Regions from separate parts of the Homo sapiens genome. Here region 1 is linked to region 2. Evidence: chromatin loops called from intact Hi-C (ENCODE). Cell type or tissue: heart right ventricle. All regions are shown on one strand.

Region 1 (8,000 bases), 340 kb after region 2:
CTTGAACCCGGGAGGCAGAGGTTGCAGTGAACCGAGGTCGTGCCACTGTACTCCAGCCTGGGCGACGAGTGAAACTCCATCTCAAAAGAAAAAAAAAGGGTTTGTGCTTCAAAGATCAGAATCTAGAAACTGAAAAGACAACCCTCATAGAAGAAAATATTTGTAGATCATATATCTGATAAAGGACTTGTATCTAGGATATATAAGTAACTCTTACACCCAATAATAAAAACAACTCAGTTTTTTTAAATGGGCAAAGGGGTTGAATAGGCATTTCTCCAAGTAAGCAATATGAATGGCCAATAAACCCATGAAAAGATGCTCAACACCATTAGTCATTACAGAAATGCAAATGAAAACCACAATGAGATACCACATCACACCCACTAAAAAGGCAATAAGAAAATTACAAGTGTTGGGCCGGGCGCGGTGGCTCATGCCTGTAATCCTAGCACTTTGGGAGGCCGAGGCGGGTGGATCACGAGGTCAGGAGATCGAGACCATCCTGGCTAACACGGTGAAACCCCGTCTCTACCAAAAATACAAAAAATTAGCCGGCCATGGTGGCGGGTGCCTATAGTCCCAGCTACTCGGGAGGCTGAGGCAGGAGAATGGCGTGAACCTGGGAGGCGGAGCTTGCAGTGAGCCGAGATTGCGCCACTGCACTCCAGCCTGGGCAACAGAGCAAGACTCCATCTCAAAAAAAATGAGAAAATTACAAGTGTTGGCAAGGAGAAATTGGAACCCAATTCACTGCTGGTGGGAATGTAAAATGGTGCAGCTGCTTTGGAAAGCAGTCTGGCAGTTCCTCAACATATTAAACAGAATTGGCTGGGCACAGTGGCTCATGCCTGTAATCCGAGCACTTTGGGAAGCCGAGGTGGGTGGATCATGAGGTCAGGAGATCAAGGCCAGCCTGGCCAAGATGATGAAACTCCGTCTCTACTAAAAATACAAAAATTAGCCAGGCGCAGTGGCAGGTGCCTGTAATCCCAGCTACTCAGGAGGCTGAGGCGGGAGAATCTCTTGAACCCGGGCGGCAGAGGTTGCAGTGAGCTGAGATCGCACCACTGCACTCCAGCCTGGATGACAGAGTGAGACTCTGTCTCAAAAAAAAATATTAAACAGAATTAACGTAAGACCCAGCAATTCCACTTTCTTATCTACCCCAAGAAAAATGAAATCATACCCACAAAAACTTGCACAGAAATGTTCATGGAAGTATTATTCATAATAGCCCCAAAATGGAAACAGCCCGATGTCCACCAGCTGATAAATGGATCCATAAAAGGTGGGATGGGCATGATGAATATTATTCTACAATTAACAAGAATGAGGTACTGATGCATGCTACAACATGAATGGACCTCAAAAACCAGCCACAGAAGACCAACAATTTATGATTCCGTGTATCTGGAATGTCTAGAATAGACAAACCCATAGACACAGATTTGGTGGATACCAGGAGCTGGCTGCCAGATGGGGCTGGGGAGAGAGTTATGATGGGGAGTGACTCCCAAGGAGTATGGAGTTTCTTTTTGAATGATGAAAATGTAAAGTTAGGCTGCTGATGGCTGCACAATTATGTGAATATACTAAAACCCATTGAATTGTACACTTTACATTGGTAAATTTTTTTTTGAGATGGAGTCTTGCTCTGTTGCCCAGGCTGGAGTACAGTGGCACAATCTTGGCTCACTGCAACCTCTGCCTCCCAAGTTCAAAGGATTCTCCCACCTCAGCCTCCTGAGTAGCCAGGATTACAGGCACGCACCACCACACCTGGCTAATTTTTTTTTTTCCTGAGATGGAGTTTCACTCTTGTTGCCCAGGCTGGAGTGCAATGGCACGATCTTCACTCACTGCAACCTCTGCCTCCCGGGTTCAAGCGATTCTCCTGCCTCAGCCTCCTGAGTAGTTGGGATTATTGGCATGGGGCACCACACCCTAATTTTTGTATTTTTAGTAGAGACGGGGTTTGGCCATGTTGGCCAGGCTGGTCTCGAACTCCTGACCTCACGTGATCTGCCCGCCTTGGCCTTCCAAAGTGCTGGGATTACAGGCGTGGGCCACCGCGCCCAGCCTTACATTAGTAAATTTTATGGCATATAATCTGAATAAAGTGGGAGTGGCCTAGGACTTCCTTGGGAAGAAATTCCTCCCATGTCTCTCTGATGAACTGGGAGGAAGCAGGGCCAGTGAGTCCTTGGCTAGACTGAGTTCTCAGAATCTAGTGGCCTTGGGCTCCTTCCAGCTAAAGATGGGCTGACCAAGACTGAGCTGTGGAGTGTGCAGGAAGTCCCAGAGCCCTGTGGTAGGGGGTGGGGAACAGGATGGCTGCATCCACTTGTTCCTGGGGGTTTTTTTCTTTGTTTTTGTTTTGTTTTGCTTGGTTTTGTTTTGTTTGAGACGGAGTTTTGCTCTTGTTGCCCAGGCTGGAGTCCAACGGTGCGACCTTGGCTCACTGCAACCTCTGCCTTCCGGGGTTCAAGCGATTCTCTTGCCTCAGCCTCCCAAGTTGCTGGGACTACAGGCGCCTGCCACCACGCCTGGCTAATTTCTTGTATTTTTAGTAGAGATGAGATTTCGCCATGTTGGCCAGGCTGGTCTGTAACTCCTGACCTCAAGTGATCCACCCACCTTGGCCTCCCAAGTGCTGGGATTACAGGCGTGAGCCACTGTGCCTGGCCATTTGCTTCTGTTTTTTTTTTGTTGTTGTTTGTCTGTTTTTTGTTTTTTGTTTTTTTGAGACAGAGTCTCGCTCTGACACCCAGTCTGGAGTGCAGTGGCGCAATATCAGCTCACTGCAAGCTCCGCCTCCCGGGTTCACGCCATTCTCCTGCCTCAGCCTCCTGAGTAGCTGGGACTACAGGCGCCCGCCACCATGCCTGGCTAATTTTTTGTATTTTTAGTAGAGACGGGGTTTCACCGTGTTAGCCAGGATGGTCTCAATCTCCTGACCTCGTGATCCGCCCGCCTTGGCCTCCCAAAGTGCTGGGATTGCAGGCATGAGCCACCGCGCCCGGCTGCTCCTGTTTTTAAGAGATGTGCCTTTACCCTGATCCCCCTCTTGTGGAACCCCAGGACCCCAGACATCTGTCTGATGAGTCTGTGCCCTGGTCCAGGAAATGCCCCTCATCTTGAGGTCCTAGAACCAGTGTGGGAGAGGGTGGCCTTGGCATGCTTGGCCTGGGGAGTCCCAAGCTTTGTAGAGATAGGGGACAAGTCTATCACCACCTTCACTGGATGGGACTATACTTCTTTCTGCCCCAGGAACCTTGGGTAGAGGGGGCATTGGACCTCAAAGCCAGCTGGCAGCCTCAGCATTTCAGATCAAAGTGGCCTGCCTCTTCAACGTCTCAGCCTACCCAAGGCATGTCCTAGGTGTAGGCTGCTCTCTGGTGGCCAGATAGGGAAGGACTCATTCATCCTTTGGCAAGGTGGGCTGCGATCTGAGCTGGGCTGTGTGATAGGCAGGCAACTGGATTAGACGGGCAGAGACAAAGCAATCCTGGGGTATTCTGGAGCACATAAGCAGAGGGGTAGGCTAGCCAGGAGCAAAAGATGAGATGGGCTGGAGAGCACGCAGAGAGCCCAGCCAACTTGCTTCACACACACTACTGGAAAAGTAATGAGTTGTGTCACAACTCAGGCTGGGCGCAGTGGCTCATGCCTGCAATACTAGCACTTTGGGAGGCCAAGGCGGGTGGATCACCTGAGGTCAGGAGTTCAAGACCAGCCTGGCGAAACCCCGTCTCTACTAAAAATACAAAAATTAGCCAGGCAAAACCCCGTCTCTACTAAAAATACAAAAATTAGCCAGCCAATGCATGACAGTAGTCCCAGCTAGTCTGGAGGCTGAGACAGGAGATGGCACCACTGCACTCCAGCCATGGGGGACAGAGCCAGACTCCATCTCAAAAAAAAAAAAAAAAAGGCGATCAAACAGTACTAAAGGCCCTATTATCAAATAAATAAATAAATAAATAAATAAAGGCTTTCACTCACAGTGTGACTCTCCCCCTCCCTCCCACAACCACTGTTTACAGAGCCTTAAAAAAAAAGCAAACAAACAGATGATAATGTGTTATCTTGCTCTGTCACTCTGTGGCCTGGCCTGCAGTGCTGTGGTGCCATCTGGACTCACTGCAGCCTCGACCTCCCAGGCTCAAGCGATCCTCCCCTCTCAACCTCCCTAGTAGCCGAGACCACAGGTGCATGCCACCATGCCGGGCTAATCTTTGTATTTTTTGTAGAGAAGGGGTTTTGCCATGTTGCCTAGGCTGGTCTCGGACTCCTAGATTCAAGTGATCCGCCTGCCTCAACCTCCTAGGATCAGGGGCCACCGCAACGGGCTAGACTTTTTTTTTTTTTTAAGTCAGGGTCTTGCTTTGTTGCTGCCGAGACCAGCTGGGTCAGAGAGACCCTAACCCAGCGGCGCTAGAGGAATTAAAGACACACATACAGAAATATAGAGGTGTGAAGTGGGAAATCAGGGGTCTCACAGCCTTCAGAGCTGAGATCCCTGAACAGAGATTTACCCACATATTTATTAACAGCAAGCCAGTCATTAGCATTGTTTCTACAGATATTAAATTAACTAAAAGTATCCTTTGTGGGAAACGAAGAGATGGGCAATTAAAGGAATAGGTTGGGCTAGTTAACTGCAGCAGGAGCATGTCCTTAAGGCACAGATCGTTCATGCTATTGTTTATGGCTTAAGAATGCCTTTAAGCAGTTTTCCACCCTGGGCAGGCCACGTGTTCCTTGCCCTCATTCTGGTAAACTGACAGCCTTCCAGCGTGGGCGTTATGTTCATCATGAACATGTCACAGTGCTGCAGAGATTTTGTTTATGGCCAGTTTTGGGGCCGGTTTATGGCCAGATTTTGCGGGGCTTGTTCCCAACAGTTGCCTGGCTTGGAGTGCAGTGGTGTGATCATGGCTCACTGCAGCCTCAAACCCCTGGGCTCAAGCCATCCTCCCACCTCAGCCTACTGAGGAGCTAGCTGGGACCACAAACACAGGCCTCTGTGCCCAGATGATTTTTGTAGAGACAGGGTTTTTCCATGTTACCCAGGCTGGTCTCAAACTCCTGGACTCAAGTGTTCCACCTGCCTCAGCCTCCCTAAGTGCTGTGACTACAGGTGTGAGCCACCACATCTAGCACACCTAGTGCAGTCCTTCTAGAGACTGGGCCACTCCCAGCCCCGGAGCAACCTTACTTAAGCCCTCCCCGATCAGATAGGCAGCCTGACAAGTTGCATTTCCTGGGGAAGAGCAGCAAGAACCCTGCTCTGGGAGTCAGGAGTTCCCGATTCTAGCCCAGAGCTGCTTTCCTTACTAGTTATTGATCTTGCCCAACTCACTTCCTGTCTCTGGCTCTGTTTCCCAATCTGTAAAATTGTTACTGGAAAGGGGTCCCAATCTAGACCCAAAGAAAGGTGAGGAGAGCAAAAATCACCCCCCCCAAGACAAAAAGTTCTTATCTGAGCAATTTAGATAAGGAGCAATCCGCCAGGCGCAGTGGCTCACACCTGTAATCCCAGCACTTTGGGAGGCCGAGGCGGGTGGATCACGAGGTTAGGAGATCGAGACCATCCTGGCTAACATGGTGAAACCTCGTCTCTACTAAAAATACAAAAAATTAGCTGGGCGTGGTGGCGGGGCACCTGTAGTCCCAGCTACTCGGGAGGCTGAGGCAGGAGAATGGCATGAACCCGGGAGGCGGAGCTTGCAGTGAGCAGAGATCGAACCACTGCACTCCAGCCTGGGTGATAGAGCAAGACTCCGTCTCAAAAAAAAAAAAAAAAAGGAGCAATCCAAGGAGCAAAGACCACCTGTTGACCATCAAACAGGCCATCTGGAGGCGAAACTCCTTGCCTGGGGAATTTAGAAGTAATAAAGGCCAGGCATGGTGAATCACACACACTTTGTGAGCACTTTGGGAGCCAAGGCAGGTGGATCACTTGAGGTCAACAGTTAGAGACCAGCCTGGCCAACATGATGAAACACCCTCCCTGCAAAAATTAGCCGGGCATGATGGTGCATGCCTGTAATCCCAGCTACTCAGGAGACTAAGACAGGAGAATTGGTTGAACCAGCAGGCAGAGGTTGCAGTGAGCTGAGATCAGGCCACTGCACTCCAGCTTGGGCGACAGAGGGAGACTCTGTCTCAAAAGAAAAAACAAACAAAAAAAACTTCCCTAGTATTTAAAGTCGGCATCTGATTCCAAGCCTCTTTCAACTTTTATAAGTAACTAAAATGTCTATACATTCTTTTTAAAAAAAAAAAAAAATTCAACAAACACTTATTTCTCACACTTCTGGAGGCTAGGAAGTCCAAGATCAAGGTGCTTATAGATTCAGTGTCTGGTGGGGGCTCACTTCCTGCTTTATGAGCTATGCCTTCTCACTGTGGTTTCACATGGTAGAAAGGGGTAGGGCTTTCTCTCTGGCCTCCCTTACAAAGGCACCAACCCCATTCCTGAGGGCTCTGCCCTCACAACGTAAAATTTCTGTACATTCTATGCCATGCTGAAGCTCATTTTACAACCCTAAGCTCTCACCTTAAGGTCCATACATGCTCCTAAGGAAAATCCACCACAGCGCACTCAGTCCTCCCGTGGAGGCACCTGCTGCACTCTGCTGCAGTGTTCTTCCTTTCTAATAAACTTTCCTTTTCCAAACCTATACTGTTGTCAGTAAGTTCTTTCTTTTTTGAGACCCCTCCCCCCACCCCAAGACATGCCAGTAGTCCCAGCTAGTTGGGATGCTGAGACAGGAGATGGCACCACTGCACTCCAGCCTGGGCAACAGAGCGAGACTCATCTCAAAAAAAAAAAAAAAAGGATCAAACAGTACTAAAGACCCTATTATAAAAGTCTTTCACTCACAGTGTCCCTGAATCTCCCCCTCCCTCCCACAACCACTGTTTACAGAGCCTTAAATAAACAGATGATAATGTGTTACCTTGCTCAGTCCCTGGCCTGGAGTGCTGTGGTGCCATCTGGACTCACTGCAGCCTTGACCTCCCAGACTCAAGCGAGCCTACCCTCTCAACCTCCTCAGTAGCTGGGACCACAGGCACATGCCATCATGCTGGGCTAATCTTTGTATTTTTTGTAGAGAAGGAGGGGTTTTGCCTTGTTGCCCAGGCTGGTCTTGGACTCCTAGATTCAAGTGATCTGCCTGCCTCAACCTCTTAGGATCAGGGGCCACTGCAATGGGCTAGACATTTTTTTTTTTGAGTCAGGGTCTTACTCTGTTGCCTGGCCTGGAGTGCAGTGGTGTGGTCATGGCTCACTGCAGCCTCAAACCCCTGGGTTCAAGCCGTCCTCCTGTCTCAGCCTCCTGAGGAGCTAGCTGGGACCACAAACACAGGCCACTGTGCCCAGATGATTTTTGTAGAGACAGGGTTTCTCCATGTTACCCAGGCTGGTCTCGAACTCCTGGACTTAAGCGCTCCACCTGCCTCGGCCTCCCTAAGTGCTGTGACTACGGGTGTGAGCCACCACATCTAGCACACCTAGTGCAGTCCTTCTGGAGAGTGGGCCACTCCCAGCCCCGGAGCAGCCTTACTCAAGCCCTCCCTGATCAGATAGGCAGCCTGACAAGTTGCACTGCCTGGGGAAGAGCAGCAAGAACCCTGCTCTGGAAGTTAAGAGTTCCCGGTTCTAGCCCAGAGCTGCTTTCCTTACTAGTTATTGATCTTGCCGAAGTCATTTCCTGTCTCTGGCTCTGTTTCCCAATCTGTAAAATTGTTACTGGAAAGGGGTCCCAATCTAGACCCTAAGAAAGGTGAGAGAGCGAACGGGCCCCGGAGACAAAAAGTTCTTATCTGAGCAATTTAGATAAGGAGCAATCTAAGGAGCAAAGACCACATGTTGACCATCAAACAGGCCATCTGGAGGCAAAACTTGTCTGGAGAATTTAGAAGTAATCCCAGCACTTTGGAAGGCTGAGGTAGATGGATCACTTAAGGTCAAGAGTTCGAGGGAG
Region 2 (8,000 bases):
CCTCCTGCCTCCTCCCCTCCCTCTTACTGCCGCTGCCGCTGCCGCTGCCTCTGCTCCGAACCCCGTAGCTCTCGGCTCGGCTCAGCGCCGTTTCGGTCCCCCCCACCTCCCCACGGGCCAGGTTCTTCCCCTCGGGCTCGGCCCGCACCCGCCACGTGGCCCCACACGGGGAGGGGCCGCTAGCGACACCCGCACCCCTCTGGGCAGCCCTCCTCCCAGAGGGGAGCGGCCCACGCGTGTCTCTCGGGGAGAGAATTCGGGGCACGCCCACCGGGAGGGGAGGCCTGAAATGATGGGCGGGGCTTGAATAACAGACCCGCCCTCTTCCAGGCTGGCCACGCCTCCACACGTGGTTCCCTGGCTGCTCCTTGTGGCTCCACCTCGCGGGTTTTCCCGCGCGGCGTCCACGCTGGGCTGGTGTCTGGTTCACAGTGCCGCCTACTGGAGTTGACATATTTCGCAGCACCCACAGGCCAGTAGCTCCAGCGTGAGACAGCAAGGGTTAAGAGGCTAGTTTGCTGGTAGAGAATGGACAATGGGAAGGCTTGAAACCCCAACTCTAGAAAGCACCATTCTTACCTCCTGCCTCAGTTTTCCCAAGACACCCTGGCGAACTCTGCCTACTGAGACACAGCATGGTGGAATGAAAAGAGCTTTGGAGTCCACCAGGTAGAGTCCCAGCTCTAGACACCAATCGTGTGATATCCTCTCCAAGCCCACTTTCCTCATCTGTAAAATGGAGCTGATAATTCTTACCTGATGCAGTTACCGTGAGAATGTAATACCATAATGCATGTCTTTGGTACAAAATAAGTGTCTTGAAGGGCAGTTGCCTGCCTGTTTTCCCTCTTCCTACTGTCTTAATCCTCCTCTCTGCTGCCCTTCAAGTGGAAGAGAGGCTGGAGGCAAGTTTGGGAGAAACTACCTCTGAAAAAGATAGTTTCGAGGTGGGCAGAGTCATGGCTTGCAAATCTCCAAGGATGCACATGTGAACTTTGACCTCTAACTTCTCCAAGATGGAACCAGTACAGCAGCAAGAGGGACCAAAGTGAGACTAGACACAGGACTTTCTCACTACCTATGCAGAAAATTGAGGCAGCTGAGTTCTGTGGCTGAGGGTGGCTGCTTCCCACGACAAAACAGCTGAAGCAGTGAAAGTGGGAACCCTATGGGCAAGGAGGGCAGGCTAAATTCTCCCCACCCTCTGAGCTAGGTATTATCTGGGATGTTAGATTGCTAAGAAGTGCCACATTTTTCTGTGTCTCTACTTTTGTTGTTGTTGTTGTTCTTGTTGTTCTTGTTCTTGTTGTTTTTGAGACGGAGTCTTGCTCTGTTGCCCAGGCTGGAGTGCAGTGGCATGACCTCAGCTCACTGCAACCTCTGCCTCCTGGGTTCAAGCAATTCTCCCGCCTCAGCCTCCTTAGTAGCTGGGATCACAGGCGTGCATTACAATGCCCGGCTAATTTTTGTATTTTTAGTAGAGATGGGGTTTCGCCATGTTTGCCAGGCTGGTCTTGAACTCCTGACCTCAAGTGATCCGCCCGCCTCAGCCTCCCAAAGTGCTGGGATTACAGGCATGAGCCACGGAGCCTAGCCTGTGTCTCTACTTTTGGATGTTATATTAGTTTCCTAGGACTGCCATAACAAAGTACCACAAAGTGAGTGGCTCAAACAACAGAAACCTATTGTCTCACAGTTCTGGATGCTAGAAGTCCAAGCAAGGTCAGGTGAAGAGCGTTGGTTCCTTCTGAAGGCTATGAGGGAGAATCTGTTGCATGCCTCTCCCCTATCTTCTGGGGGTGGGGGTGCTGGCAATTTTTGGTGTTCCTTGGCTTGTAGGAGCCAATCTCTACCTTCATGTTCACATGGGTTCTCCCTGTGTGTGTTTCTGTGTTCCAATTCCCTTTTTTATAAGGACGCCAGTCACAGTGGATTAGAGGCCCACCCTACTCTAGTATGACCTCATCTTAACTAATTGCATCTGGAAGGACCTTATTTCCAAATACAGCCACATTCTGAAGTGCCACGGGTACGGACTTCAACATATGGATTTTGGGAACACCAGTAACAGGTGTCTTTGGCTGGAGTTGCAGTAAAATCTTGTACTGCCCCTGCTTAAGAATGTCCCATGACTCTGTTACCTACAAGATAAAGTGCAAAGCCCGATGATTTGTGAGAGCCTTTGCGAGCTGTGCTGCACTGACTGTAACTGTGTCCCTTCCTGAGCCTCTCCACTCCCCACACCCTATACCCCATGATGCAGCCATTCTGGATGACTCATTGTTGAAGTTCAAATTCCCTGCCTTTTCAGCAGGATTGACTCCCACCCCTTCCTAGCTGGATTCTGCTGCTCTATGCAGCTTGCCTGCCTTCCTTCCTTCCTTCCTTCCTTCCTTCCTTCCTTCCTTCCTTCCTTTCTTTCCTTTCTTTCTTTTCTTTTTTCTTTTTCTTTCTTTTTTTTTTTTTTTTGACAGTGCCTCCTTCTGTTGCCCAGGCTGGAGTGCAGTGGCCCAATTATGGCTCAAACTCAAACTCCTGGGCTCAAGCAATCCTCTCGCCCACCATACCCCGCTAATTAAAAAAACTTTTTGGAGAGATGTCTCACTCACTATGTTGCCTAGGCTCGTCTCGAACTCCTTGCTTCAAGGGATCCTCCTGCTTTGGCCTCCCAAAGTGCTGGGATTACAGGCGTGAGCACCGCGCCCGACCGCTGCAACCTTTCTTGCTTTCCTTCCCCTTCCGCGTCTCTGGGTAAAGTCCCCGCTACAGAATGCCTAGCAGAGCATCGTAGGAGTCCCGCATGGCCCGATCCAAGCATGCACCTGTGCAGTTCTCTCTGTGCCCCAGGGCCTTGCACTGGGAACTCCCCAACCAAGAGTGTTTCCGATTCAACCACGCAAAAGCTAAGGCTGGTGCCCGACAGCCGGGCTTCCAGGCCCAGCTGTCCTCCGCAAGACGCTTTGCCACCCCGGATGGGCAGGACGCGACCGCACAGGAACAGAGACCAGTCACACGAATGGAGACTCGTCTTTATTGCCTTTTTTCTGGGGGCTGACGCTGGGTGGGCAGAGGGCAGAGGCCTGGGCCAGGACAGGGCCCGAAGAACGACTCAGATCCCGGACTGTCCTCCGGGCGCGACGGAGGCGGCGGCCGGGGCGGAACAGCGGCGCCCGAGGCAGGGGCGCGGCGCTGGCTCTGCGCCTGCGCGGCGGCCCATGGTCAGGATGCCCGCGGCGTGGTTGCCGCTGGCCTGCAGGAGGCGCTGCAGCCGACCCTGGAGGCCCGGGGGCCCGGACCTCCGCTTGCCCAGCGTGAGGATGCCGGCCGCGTGATTGCCCGCGCCGTGCAGCAGCTCGTAGAGGCGGCAAGAGCAAGTCTTTTGACGACAGCAGTCGGGCAGGGGCTGTGCAGCCGCCCCGGACGACAACAGCGCGGGCGGCAGCAGCAGCAGCAGCAGCAGTAGCGTCACGGCGGCCCAGGAGACCTAGGGAGACGGAGACAGGGCGCTGGGGGGGTCTTCCCACGGCGCCCGCCACCAGCTCCCACGCCCAGGACCTGCCCCTCTGGCTCCGCGCCCCCTCCAAGCCTGCACTCCTTTCTGGCTGTCACTTAGTTCTCCTTGCTTTGCGCCCTTGCTGGTATCGGCCTACTTTCCCTGCTCCTCCTTCAAGACCCAGCAGAGCATCTCCCCCAGGAAGCCTTTTGAGACCCCCTGGGCAGAGTGAATCCCCCTTTTCTCTGGAGACTTAGGCCACTGTGCCACCACTAGGGCACTTGCCACTCCACCTGAAAACAGGAGTGTCTGTCTGCAGCAGAAGTTGTAAACTTGGGAAAAACCCGGGCCCTACTGAGTCCCCCCAACTTCCTCTCCACAGCAGGGAAACACATGGAAATCAGGAACTAGCAAGACTCCAGAATGCTCTCTCATCTGCCTGCCCCCTTGCAGGAGTGACTGAACTCCGTTGCTTTGAACCAGTTTCCTGCCCTTTCAGAGGGCACAGCTCCCTTACCTGTAAACTGGGTATACTAGAAATAATTTCTACTCTGCAAGGCTGTTGGGAGGATGACAAGAGATGACAGGTGCAAACGGAGCACCTGACACATAGAGCTCAGCAAACACAGGCTCTTAGCAAAACAGCACCCAACCCAATGTGAGCCAAGGCAGGTGCTCCTGCCTCAGAGCACACCCAGGAAAAGACCAAGAGTGGAGACACCTTTGGCCTTTCTTCCAGCCCTCTGAGCAAGCACTCTTTTTGCTTCTCTGGGATGGTGAGTCACCCCTCCATCCCTGGATCTTTACCTTTGTGGAAGGAAGGTTCATGGTGTCTGGCGCTCAGGGTGGGGTAGCCGGGAAAGGAGATGTCTGTGGTGGTTCAAAAAGCCAGGAACCTTGAGGCTGTCAATTGTGACCCACTCCCAGGGGTCTGGGGTTTATAGTGCTCTGAGGTGGCGGGGAATTGACAGGCACTTGCGTCCACACCCAGGCCAGACAAAGGCAAGTCTAAGATTAGCCTGCTGCAGGGGGGCCGTCTCCAGGCTGGGCCCAAGGAATGGCCGCTGCGGCGTTCAGAGGCCAGGGTTGGATCACTGTGCCCCTGATCACCCCCTTGTCTGTCTATCTGCTCCCTGGAGATGGGGCGGTCTCCGGGCACTAATGAGGCCACCTTGCACCCAGGAATCTGGGAGCACAAAAGAGGCGCTGGCCTGGGACAATATGGAGGGAGGCAGCTGCTAATTAGGGGCGGGAGAGAGGCAGACGCGAGACCCCACATTATGTGTGTGGGGGGTGGAGCAGCCAGCAGCAGTCCTCTCCCTCCCCTGCTTCTTGTCGCTGCTCCTGGGGACTGTCAGGCTCCAGGACCTTCTTCCTTCATGGAAAGGCTCCTTAGCTGCCCCCTCCCCCTAGCTTTTTTTCTCCCTTCTGCCCTTTCCACTAGCCTCTGAGATGGAAAACCTTGAAAACTCAGCCTAGACAGTGGGAGGTAAGAAGCCAAAACCAAGCCCAATTTCTCTTTCTTTCTTTTCTGTGTGTGTGTGTGTGACTAAATTTTGGTCTTGTTGCTCAGGCTGGAGTGCAGTGGTATGGTCATCTTGGCTCACTGCAACCTCCGCCTTGGGTTCAAGCGATTCTCCTGCCTCAACCTCCTGAATAGCTCCTGAATAGAATTACAGGCACACGCCACCACAACCAGCTAATTTTTGTATTTTTAATAGAGACAGGGTTTCACCATGTTAGCCAGGGTGGTCTCAAACTCCTGACCTCAAGTGATCCACCCACCTCAGTCTCCAAAAGTGTTGGGATTACAGGCGTGGGCCACTGCACCAGGCCCCCCCGCTTTTTTTTTCTTCCTTCCTTCTTTCCTTCTTCCTTCCTTCCTGCATTTCTTTCTTTCTTTCTCTCTCTCACTCTCTCCCTCTTTCTTTCTTTCTTCTTCTTCTTCTTTTTTTTTTTTTTGAGACGGAGTTTCACTCTTGTTGCCCAGGCTGGAGTGCAATGGCGCAATCTCAGCTCACTGCAACCTCCACCTCCAGGGTTCAAGCAATTCTCCTGCCTCTGCCTTCTGAGTAGCTGGGATTACAGGCATGCGCCACCATGCCTGGCTAATTTTGTATTTTTAGTAGAGACAGGGTTTCTCCATGTTGGTCAGGCTGGTCTGGAACTCCTGACCTCAGGTGATCCGCCTGCCTCAGCCACCCAAAGTGCTGGGATTACAGGCATGAGCCACCATGCCTGGCCTTCTCTCTTTCTTCATTTTCTTTTCTTTTTCTTTTCTTTCTTTTTTTTTTTTTTTTTTGAGACAGTCTCACTCTGTCGCCCAGGCTGGAGTGCAGTGGCGCGATCTCGGCTCACTGCAAGCTCCGCCTCCCGGGTTCACGCCATTCTCCTGCCTCAGCCTCCTGGCAGCTGGGACTACAGGTGCCCGCCACCACGCCCAGCTAATTTTTTGTATTTTTAGTAGAGACGGGGTTTCACTGTGTTAGCCAGGATGTTCTCGATCTCCTGACCTCGTGATCTGCCCGCCTCGGCCTCCCAAAGTGCTGGGATTACAGGCGTGAGCTACCACGCCCAGCCCTCTTTATTTTCTTTCTTGAGAAGGTTTCACTCTGTCACCCAGGCTGGAGTGCAGTGGGACAATCATAGCTCACTGCAGCATCAAATGCCACGGCTCAAGCAATGCTCTCACCTCAGCCACCCAAGTAGCTGGGACCACACAGATGCATGCCACAATCCCTGGCTAATATTTAAATTTGTTTGTAGAGACTGGGACTCCCAGGCTGGTCTCAAATCCCTGGCTCAAGCCATCCTCCCCCTTCAGCTTCCCAAACTGCTAGGATTACAGGTGTGAGCTACTGTGCCTGACCAAACTCAGTTTCTACCAGAGGCTGATAGAAAGCTTCTACCTCCCCAGCTTTCTCCCTGGCTCAGGCTACCTGGAGGGGAGGAATGTAGTCCCACTCTACAGTCAACACGGAGTGAGCCGCCATGCATTGAAGAACACATGTCATCTCCAGGCCCAAGCTTCTTATTCACAACCTCTTTTTTTTTTTTTTTTTTTTTTTTTTTTTTTTTTTTTTTTGGAGATAGAGTTTCACTCTTGTTGCCAAAGCTAGAGTGCAAAGGCACGATATTGGCTCATTGCAACCTCTGCCTCCTGGGTTCAAGCAATTCTCCTGCCTCAGCCTCCCAAGTAGCTGGGTTTACAGGTGCACACCACCATGCCCAGCTAATTTTTTGTATTTTTAGTAGAAACACAGTTTCACCATGTTGGCCAGGCTGGTCTTGAACTCCTGACCTCAGGTGATCTGACTGCCTCGACCTCCTAAAGTGCTGGGATTACAGGCATGAGCCATGGCACCTGGCCTACAACCTCTTTATTGAGCTCCTGCTGCATGCCACACCAGGCACTGGGCATGGGGGCAATTGTGCACAGGATCTAGCCCAGTTTCCAAGGAACTCATATTCCAGGTGGGAGGCAGTTCAGGCATAATGATAGTTCAGTGAAGGAGAGGACTACTGCCCACATGAGCAAAGCTGAGCCAGTCACTCTGCCTGGGGTGGGCCTGGTAGGGGGTCCTCAAAGGCCTTGCATGAAAGCTAGTTTACATCAGGGGCAGCGGGATAGAGGGCATTACATAGAAGGGACAACTTGAGCAAACTCCTGGAGTTGACAGTGCTTAACAACCCTTAGATGGGAGGTGAGGCGTGGTCCTTAGTCCAGGCCTTCTTTCAAGCAAGGGGAGAGAGGTAGCTGCACATGTAGGTGAGGGCCAAGGTCAAAGGGTCTAATAGGCCAAATTGATTGGTCTTAATCCTGTGGGCGATGGGGGCCACCATGGGAGGTTTTTTTTTTTGTTTTTTTTTCCCGAGATGGTCTCGCTGTGTTGCCCAGGCTGGTCTTGAACTCCTGGGCATGAACCATCCTTCCACCGCAGCCTCTTGAGTAGCTGGGACTATAGGCCCATGCCACTGTGCCCAGCTTCACAGGAAGATTTTAACAGGATGGAGTGACAGGCGGAGGTGGGGGCCGGGTGGGTATGCAGCCAGGACCTGGGTGTGGGACATGGAATGGAGAAGCTATTCAGAGGCATCTGGATCCAGTGCTGCCTCTACTGAGGAGGAGCTGAGGTCTGCCCCTCCCATCAGCCTCCAAGATGGAAAACCTTAAAACTCCAGTCCAGGCAGTGGGAGGGAAGGAAGCCAAAATCTAGCCCAGTTTCTTTCTTTCTTTTATTTTAGCCTCTACAACCTTGTGGAGGCTGCGTTTCCTCATTAGTATGGAACAGTGAACCCAGATGGTCTCCGGAGTTGCTTCCTGCGGCGATGCCTTATGATGTGAAGTAATAGCTCTCCCTTCCCCACCGCAGAAGTGGTTTGTGGGTGCTGGCCTAGGATGTGCCACGAGTCCTCCAAGGCTCCTGTGTGCGCATGCAGCCTTGCCAGGCCCAGAGCAGAATGTTGGGGGAAAGTCCTGGAGCTCAGTGGGGGAATGGCTGGGCCG

The links. A loop is a pair of places that touch in the nucleus more often than their neighbours do. Peaks named below come from ENCODE experiments on the same cell type or tissue, not always from the same donor. Only the 100,000 strongest peaks of a DNase experiment are listed, where the experiment ranks them.
Region 1: a loop joins it to region 2, with 3 times the contacts of the local background. A loop is called at or near these places in 10 of 110 quality-filtered maps.

Annotation. Positions count from the first base shown.
Region 1 is chr17:42,524,024-42,532,023 of GRCh38, forward strand. No RefSeq gene overlaps it. Among named protein-coding and RNA genes, the nearest start is that of NAGLU, 8.2 kb to the right of the region's middle. In heart right ventricle, a CTCF peak has its summit at 3,407 (motif pointing left); DNase peaks (open chromatin) are centred at 2,278 and 3,398; H3K4me3 peaks cover 183 bases; H3K27ac peaks cover 4,376 bases.
Region 2 is chr17:42,181,045-42,189,044 of GRCh38, forward strand. It overlaps KCNH4 (potassium voltage-gated channel subfamily H member 4), which reads right to left and starts at 98. Exons shown (of 17, transcript NM_012285.3): 1 at 1-98. HCRT (hypocretin neuropeptide precursor) reads right to left here and starts at 4,408. Exons shown (of 2, transcript NM_001524.1): 1 at 4,301-4,408; 2 at 3,016-3,484. The coding sequence starts at 4,321. The coding sequence ends at 3,110. RefSeq lists silencers at 8-247, 254-529, 3,112-3,331 and enhancers at 2,622-2,681, 3,183-3,984. In heart right ventricle, CTCF peaks have their summits at 428 (motif pointing left), 628 and 3,263 (motif pointing right); DNase peaks (open chromatin) are centred at 347 and 3,217; H3K4me3 peaks cover 2,160 bases; H3K27ac peaks cover 1,442 bases; H3K27me3 peaks cover 523 bases.